3 separate regions of the Homo sapiens genome follow, and all the other regions are linked to region 3. A link is a loop called in an ENCODE intact Hi-C map of the cell type or tissue named here. Cell type or tissue: gastrocnemius medialis. All regions are shown on one strand. Region 1 has its middle 49 kb from the start of RREB1. Region 2 overlaps RREB1 (ras responsive element binding protein 1). Region 3 overlaps RREB1 (ras responsive element binding protein 1).

Region 1 (2,500 bases), 180 kb after region 3:
TCAAGCACCAGATTGTCTTTTTCCTCTGTACTGATTAAAATTAGTTACTGTGAAAGGACAGACTCAGGCAAGCCTGTCCTACAAGAAAAACATTCTATGTGCCTTCTCTTAGGATAGAATACAAATGCTGTGTTTGCACATAAAACTATTTTCTTTCATGTATAGTTTTTTTTTAATAACTCTGGGTTTCATTTTCTGACATTTTTAGAATACTTCCTTATATTCTAAATGGATTTTTAAAAACCTAGATTCTCCCGCACAACAATGTGAATACACTTAACACTACTGAACTGTGTGCTTAAAAATGGTTCAGATGGTAAATTATTTTATTTTATTTTATTTTTTGAGATGGAGTCACGCTCTGTCGCCCAGGCTGGAGTACAGTGGCATGATCTTGTCTCACTGTGACCTCTGCTTCCCGGCTTCAAGCCATAATAATAAATTTTACATGTATACTTTCCCACAATTAAAAAAACCCCACTAGACTCTATCAACTTCCACTGTTTATTGGGTAGGGGTGGAGCAATAACAAAATGACCCACCCTTGGCTTCAACAGTTAGAGACTTAGAAAAATGGACAGCTTGAATTCTGTGTATGTGATGCTGGAGTCGGGTATGGGGTGTGGGGTGTGGTGTGATCCTACCCCTCAAACCCTCCACCATCAATTTTAAACATTCATTTCCGCCTGCTCATTCACCAGGCATGTAATAATATAGACAGGTGAATTCGTCTCTTTACAGCTTATAAACCAAATGGGAAAATGAAGAGCAAATGATAATTGTAGGCAGATCATCAGCATCAAACTAATTCAAAGCTGGCTGTGACAACGTGTGTAACTGCTGCTCCACAGGACAGACATTTGTCTTCTGACAATAAAGAAAGAAACATATACCTAGAGAGCCAGGTATTCCTTGAGAAAGGTGTTCATACTCATCACCTTTTAGAAATCCCCCTCCAAGTTTCTGACAATCCATCTATCTCTAAACTAGAAACATTTGTGGGTTTGGAGCCTGCAGCCTGCCTGGCCTTACCTCTGACTACTCAGCTCCCTTGAAGAGGATCAGCCAGCCTACTCCTGAGAGTACTGCCAAATACCACACCCTGGGTCTGTGTATCCAAAGGTACAGGAAGTGGTCTGTCCAATGCCTGGGTGATTGCATCATTCCAACAAGCTTCAATGTACAAAGTTTGAGTCACTCTCCACTCTCCACATAGCTCTTCAACCCAAATCTCCTTCCAGCCTAGCAGCAGGGCAGAGGACTTCTGACACATCCCTCCACTCTTTCAGACCAGTGCTAAATTTGGAAAGCAGCAGGTCATCTGGATAAAAACAACTTTGAGCACCACTATCAATGACCGTCCATCATATACAAAAGCAAAAGGACAGGTTGAAACGAACTCATAAAAAGTTTGAGCTCTTTCTCTCCCTGGGAGAGACATAGGAGGTCTCACGGGAAGGTCTCAGGCTCTACAACAAACTAGCTAAGAAACTGGTTCCCCAAAATGATCCATACCGGAGTGACCTGTAAAGCTTATTAAAAATACAGACTGGCTGGGCACGGTGGCTCATGCCCATAATCCTGGCACTTTGGGAGGCCCAGGCGGGTGGATCACTTGAGGTCAAGAGACGGAGACCAGCCTGGCCAACGTGGCGAAACCTTGTCTCTACTAAATATACAAAACTTAGCTGGGCATGGTGGCACGCGCCTGTAGTCCCAGCTACTCGGGAGGCTGAGGCAGGAGAATCACTTGAACCCAGGAGGTGGAGGTTGCAGTGAGCCGAGATCGCGCCACTGCACTCCAGTCTGGTGATAGAGCGAGACTCTGTCTCAAAAAAAAAAAAAAAAAAAAAATGGACTGCTGGCCCAGGAGATTCTGGTGCAACAACTATGTGGTGCGGCCTCTTAATCTGATGAGGCAGGTTAGGGAGCCGCTGGGTTAAAGCACTTGGTTGGAACAGTGCTGAGTCAGCGTATCGGTTCTAACTAAAGCCAAGGAATGACTAACTTACACTCTATGAGGAAGGAGGACAATCTGCAAAATTACATATATATGTAATTTTATTAATACATTTACATTTATTAATGTTAATTTATATATAAATATATATTAAAAAATTTTTTTTGACAGAGTCTCATTCTGTCACCCAGGTCTGGTCTCGAACTCGTGGCCTCAACTGATCCATCCGCCTCAGTCTCCCAAAGTGCTGGGATTACAAGCATATCACTGCTCCCGGCCTGCAAAATTATATTTTGAGGCAAGTTCTAATTGTGAATGTTCCCTAAAACTAGTCCTTTGCCACCAAATTCAAATTTAGGTGCTCATTCACACGTGTGAATGATAATCACCTCTATATAGATGACTCACAGCTCTAGTTTCAGCCCTGACCCATCGATTGCCCCTAACTCACCTAAACCCAGCTACCCCTCCTAGCCTTAAATGCAAATCAACCCTTCAACCTACCTTGAACACTGGCTTCCTGTTCTCATTTCTGTTGAT
Region 2 (2,500 bases), 95 kb after region 3:
TTTGTCTTCACATGGACCTTCAAGATTCTTCAGGTAGTGGAAAGAATGGGTGTCTTTTTTAATCATAAAAAGACAGATCTTCCCCTCTACACGGTGAGACGAAGAAGAAAGCATGACTCTCACAAAAGATTACACTTTCCCCCCTTAACTATGTTTGTATGTCGCAATTTTATAAAAAATGCAGATGTAACCCAGGGCCTTCATAACCTCGCTGAAGGACAACAAATAAATATATCTACTTCAAAATTCAACTACAGAAAGCTTCTTCATTTTCAACAAGTGACTGTTTCATTTTTGGAAGCTCCAGGATACCAAGGCACATAGAGTTGGTTGCTGTAAGATGTTTACTGCTGCCTTAACAGAAATGTATCTCCTTGGGAGAAGCAAGGCCTAAAAGCAGTTAGAACTGACAATTTGAACCAGTTGTTGAATATGTAAAGCACAGTAGAAAAAGATTAAAATATACTTCATTAACTAAAATACAAAGAAATAGAAATAATTTGTGAAAAAAAAAAAAGGAATAATGTCAATGTATACAACCAGAGAACACAGCACCTATATAATTACACAGGGCCAAAGAATGTCTATGTGAGAAAAACAAAACAGAAGTGAAAATCCTAACATTAATGCTATCACCTTTGGATAAGACCATGTTTCAAGAGCAGAAGAATGAGAAATTAAACAGTTACTTATAAATACTCTTCAATACCACATTGTAAAGTTTGGTTTTGACAGTTTCCCTTAAATTCAGTTTTAAAAATTAAGTTTCACATTATAATATAGTTGACAAATTAAAATTGTATATGTACAGTGTACAGGTGAGGTTTTGATACATGTATACATTGTGAAATGGTTAAATCAAGCTAACATATCTATAACCTCATATATTTATTTTTTGTTATGAGAACATTTAAGATCTTAAGTTCTAAACTGAAAACATTATTTGTGCATAAAGCTCAAAAAGAAAAAATATAATGACTTAGGAAATAATAAAACTTTCTAACTTCAACCCAATTTAAAGGAAAATTTGGAAGTCACATGTTTGAGAATATAAAAAAAAAAGTGTGCAAAACCAAGCCACAAAAACAATTCCCCCTTTAATAAAGTAAAATACTTGCACTTATTCAGGATCCCTAGACCAACAGTTTGAGCAAATTAAAACCTTATTTCTGAAACTTACATTTGAAAAAATGTAAGTTGGGTCAAAGAAATTCTAGTGTGGACAAAATGGTGGTATTTAAAGCAAAAATTTGGCCTATGCAAAAAAAAAAAAAAAAAAAGAAAGAAAAAAAGGCTGCAGTGATGCACACTGGTCGCCGGCAGAGTGGGCTGCAGAGGCCAGTTGTATCTAACAGTTGTGCTCAAAACAACAAATGGTGCATTCATAAACTGCAAAAGCAGAGGCTGTTCAGAGGCTGTAAAGTCTGCACCCGAATGATGAGCAGCCGACTTTGCTGTTGTTCCACAGAAAGGGAGTGAAAAAAAAGGACTGAATTCAGTTAGAAGCACAGGCTGTCACTTCAGCGGTGGCAAAACGGTCTAGATAAAGAGGCCCCAAGCACCATTTACTCTCTTCCAACAGGAGCTGGGTCTAATGATAATTGAGTCAACACCTCTACCTAAGATAATACTGCAAGAGCCAGTGTCGGGGGAAAGCCCAACTAGAAACCAGAACATGCACCTCCCCACACCCTTCTTGGTTTAAGAAAACATTCAGCACCACAAAACGCATAGTCTCAGACCAAGGGAGTGAACGACCATAGCCTGATTACCTGTGACACTGCCTCTCCATGCCCTTAACAAAAGAAACATCTGGTACCAGCTACTCAGCATCCCTGAAAACTGTCAGAGTTCCAACTTCTTAAAAAATTAATGAGCCGCATTTACACCTGCCAGTGCTGAAGGCCCATCAGGGCTAGCATAGGAACCACAATGCCTCACTTAATAGAAAACACTCGGGTTTGCAGCAAGCAAGCAAGCCAGCCAGCATCAGATGGGAGAATTTCCTTATGTATCATTTCCTAACCCTTTTAGCTGTATTTTCCCCAAAAATCCCAGTGGCTCAAATGTATTCATTTGTCTCAAGACAAGTTTCCAACACAAATGTAAAAGTGACCTGTTTCTAACGCAGTTTTGAAAGCTTTATTAGGGCTTTGTATTTGCATCGCCTGGGAAGCTTCCAATGCCCCAGCCACTGGTTCATGCTCCACCAGAACCTCCTGGAGAGGGGTCCCAGCATGTGTAGAAGAGAAAAGTTATCCCCCCATGAAGAATGAAGAATCACTATTAAGAGAAAAGCGACCACCAAAGGTGGTGCAGCAAAAGTGAGGTAAGTCTCAAAGTGGAAAGAGGGGGTGCCACGTAAAGTCACTGAACTCATTCTAGGGTCCTAGAGTGGCCGGTGCTGGGGTCCTCCCTGCCCGGCCTTGGGGCAGAAGTCAGTGCCCTGGCTTGGTAAGCTAGCCCCACGTGGCTCCGCCCATCACATGGCTGCAGAGGC
Region 3 (2,500 bases):
AAAATATACATTTAAAGTAAAACAACGGTATTACAATTAAAATATTAACGACAACAAAAAAAAGCGAATGAAGAGATTTTAGAGCACAGCAAGAAAACACCTATATTCTATCACAAAGAGAAAGACGCCCTCTAACGAGTTCTAGTGTGGCAAGGACACCGTAATATGGACACTAGGAAATCCAATGGGGAACCCCTGGGTATCTTTGGGGGCCCATGAAGAGAAGAAGTCAGGGACAGCCCCCAGCCAGGGTGGCCAGTCCCCCTTCCTGGCCTTGGTGGCTGTGTCCCTCCCACAGGGGAACGGGAGCAGTGAGTTCTGACTTCCCAGGACAACTCCTGTCTGACTTGCCGAGACATCCTGCAGTGACCTCTGTTCAAGTTCACTGTGGTCCTAGGTGGCAACAGTCAGGAGATCTTCTCATTAAAGGTTCTTTGTTCCCCCTGCTCCAAGCTTGGTTGCAAATGAGTGACCAATACGTAACTATGTCTGCATTTGATCATGTGCTCCACTCAACAGATGTGCATGTGAAGAGGACATTTTGGCAGCCCTGCCTCGCCCCTAGACCCATCCCAAACGCACAGATGGGTGAGCCACTGAGAGAGGCACAGTCCCCTCCTGCTTTGGTCTGCCTACCCTCTCCTTTTACTTGGATTCCTTTTGTGCTGTAAACATCATGTTTCAAAATGCAATAGAAGCTCCTCTACAACTTGTCCTGGGTTTGTGCGGATGCATGTGAGGGAGAAAGAAAGCACAAGGGAAAAAGGAGGTGGAGAGGAAAAGAGAGGAGGAGGGAGGGGATCAGGGGCCTTCAGGAGGCGGAAGTTGGTGGTGCATCACTTGTGTATCACTGAATTCCTCCCTTTCCCCCAAGTTGCTGGAGTCCAAGGTCCCAGTTGCTAATGTTACAGGGTAAAAGGTTTTGTGTGTTAACCAACATGACTTCAGAGCTGGGGCCCAGTACTTTTGTCTCATAACCCTAGGATTGCCACAATTAAACACAGCTCCCTGGAAACACAGATCACAGGGGCCTCTGGCGTTAGATTAATGTCGATAGAAGCCTGAACTAGTGCAGGTGCCCAAGGCCACGCACTCCCCTGTGAATGCACAGCAAGGGCCTGGCACCTGGGGACCAGCCAGAGGGGCCACGTGTTTTCCCAGGGGAAGGAGGGACTAGCCTTAACCGGCACTGGCTGTGTCACACGACTCCAGGGGGCGCCATTCATACAGAGCCTGAAGGTGTGGACCTGGCACCGCCCCCATGACAGCATGGCCACAATTTCACATCAGGAGTAATAATCAGAGACAGGGGACATTGATTCCCTCCTGAGCTAAAAGACCCTTTAAGATGATGCTTACAAATCTCCTCAGGCGCTTTTAAGAATAAAGATGCAACAATCAAAGACAACAGAATTAGAAACCCGGAAAGGGCAGAATCAGACACCCAGAAATCCGGCCTGTGTGCTTCTGAGTAGCTCCACAAGGCAACCTGAACAAAAGTGGAGAACCCCACTGACTGTTTTCAGGGTCTCCTCATATCATTCTGCAGGTGTTTTCTGCAAAATTTATTTTTAAAACATCCACATTAAAAAAAAAAAGTGTGACTAGTTGTACAGTATGTCAGTGTTCATGGTGCGTCTTCCAAATTACTTCTTGTGGTCATGTGCGGTGGCTCACGCCTGTAATCCCAACACTGTGGGAGGCCAAGGTGAGCAGATCACTTGAGGCCAGGAGTTCAAGACCAGCCTGGCCAATACGGTGAAACCCCATCTCTACTAAAAATACAAAAATTAGCTAGGCATGGTGGTGCACACCTTAATCCCAGCTACTGGGGAGGCTGAGGTGGGAGGATTGCTTGAGCCTGGGAGGCGGAGGTGGCAGTGAGCAGAGATTGTGCCACTGCACTCTAGCCTGGGCGACAGACAGACTCTGTCTCAAAAATAAAATAAAATGAAAAAAATTACTTATTGTTTTTCATTTAAAATTGAACACAGTATTTAATAATTTCAAGTAAAAATAAAGTACTTTTAACATTTTATTGTCAAAAGGTAACACTGCTGCTTCTCTGAGTCTGGCCAGATTGAGAAAAGAACTGGGCCAAGAGGAAAACAAGTAAGAAGCTACTATGATAGGATTCTTGATTTCAAAGAAAACAATCGGCTTCTCGCTCCCCCCTGTCACATGGTTTACTCTGTAATTTTCACACTGGTAAGTGCGTCACCTTTACAGTTGGTTAGGACTGCCAGGCTGACGTCCCCATGAGAAGGTCCCTATTAATGCTAAATTCAGAAAACAATCCATGATGTGAAAGTATTGCATCAAACTACAAAGGCTCCCAAAGTGACATAACAACTCACATGAGTCATTAGAAGCTCACATTTCACTGCGTAAGTCTGACATTTTTACATAGTGGTGGGCTCTCTGGATTGCAGGGATGCAGGAAAACGGGCCCGTTTAGTATTTTATAATAACGCAGGTTTCAAAAACACTTGTTGGCCAG

The links. Hi-C counts contacts between places; a loop is a spot of excess contacts. Peaks named below come from ENCODE experiments on the same cell type or tissue, not always from the same donor. Only the 100,000 strongest peaks of a DNase experiment are listed, where the experiment ranks them.
Region 1: it touches region 3 in a loop (2.6-fold over the local background); 8 of 110 quality-filtered maps call a loop at or near these places.
Region 2: a loop joins it to region 3, with 2.3 times the contacts of the local background. A loop is called at or near these places in 7 of 110 quality-filtered maps.

Annotation. Positions count from the first base shown.
Region 1 is chr6:7,057,236-7,059,735 of GRCh38, reverse strand. No RefSeq gene overlaps it. Among named protein-coding and RNA genes, the nearest start is that of RREB1, 49 kb to the left of the region's middle. In gastrocnemius medialis, no CTCF peak of the experiment used is centred here; DNase peaks (open chromatin) are centred at 1,155, 1,602 and 1,938; H3K27ac peaks cover 2,500 bases.
Region 2 is chr6:7,142,632-7,145,131 of GRCh38, reverse strand. All of the region lies in intron 1 of RREB1 (ras responsive element binding protein 1), which reads right to left. Among named protein-coding and RNA genes, the nearest start is that of RREB1, 36 kb to the right of the region's middle. In gastrocnemius medialis, a CTCF peak has its summit at 1,326; no DNase peak of the experiment used is centred here; H3K27ac peaks cover 1,968 bases.
Region 3 is chr6:7,237,694-7,240,193 of GRCh38, reverse strand. The region is part of intron 10 of RREB1 (ras responsive element binding protein 1); the gene reads right to left. Among named protein-coding and RNA genes, the nearest start is that of SSR1, 74 kb to the left of the region's middle. In gastrocnemius medialis, a CTCF peak has its summit at 1,203 (motif pointing right); a DNase peak (open chromatin) is centred at 1,183; H3K27ac peaks cover 1,724 bases.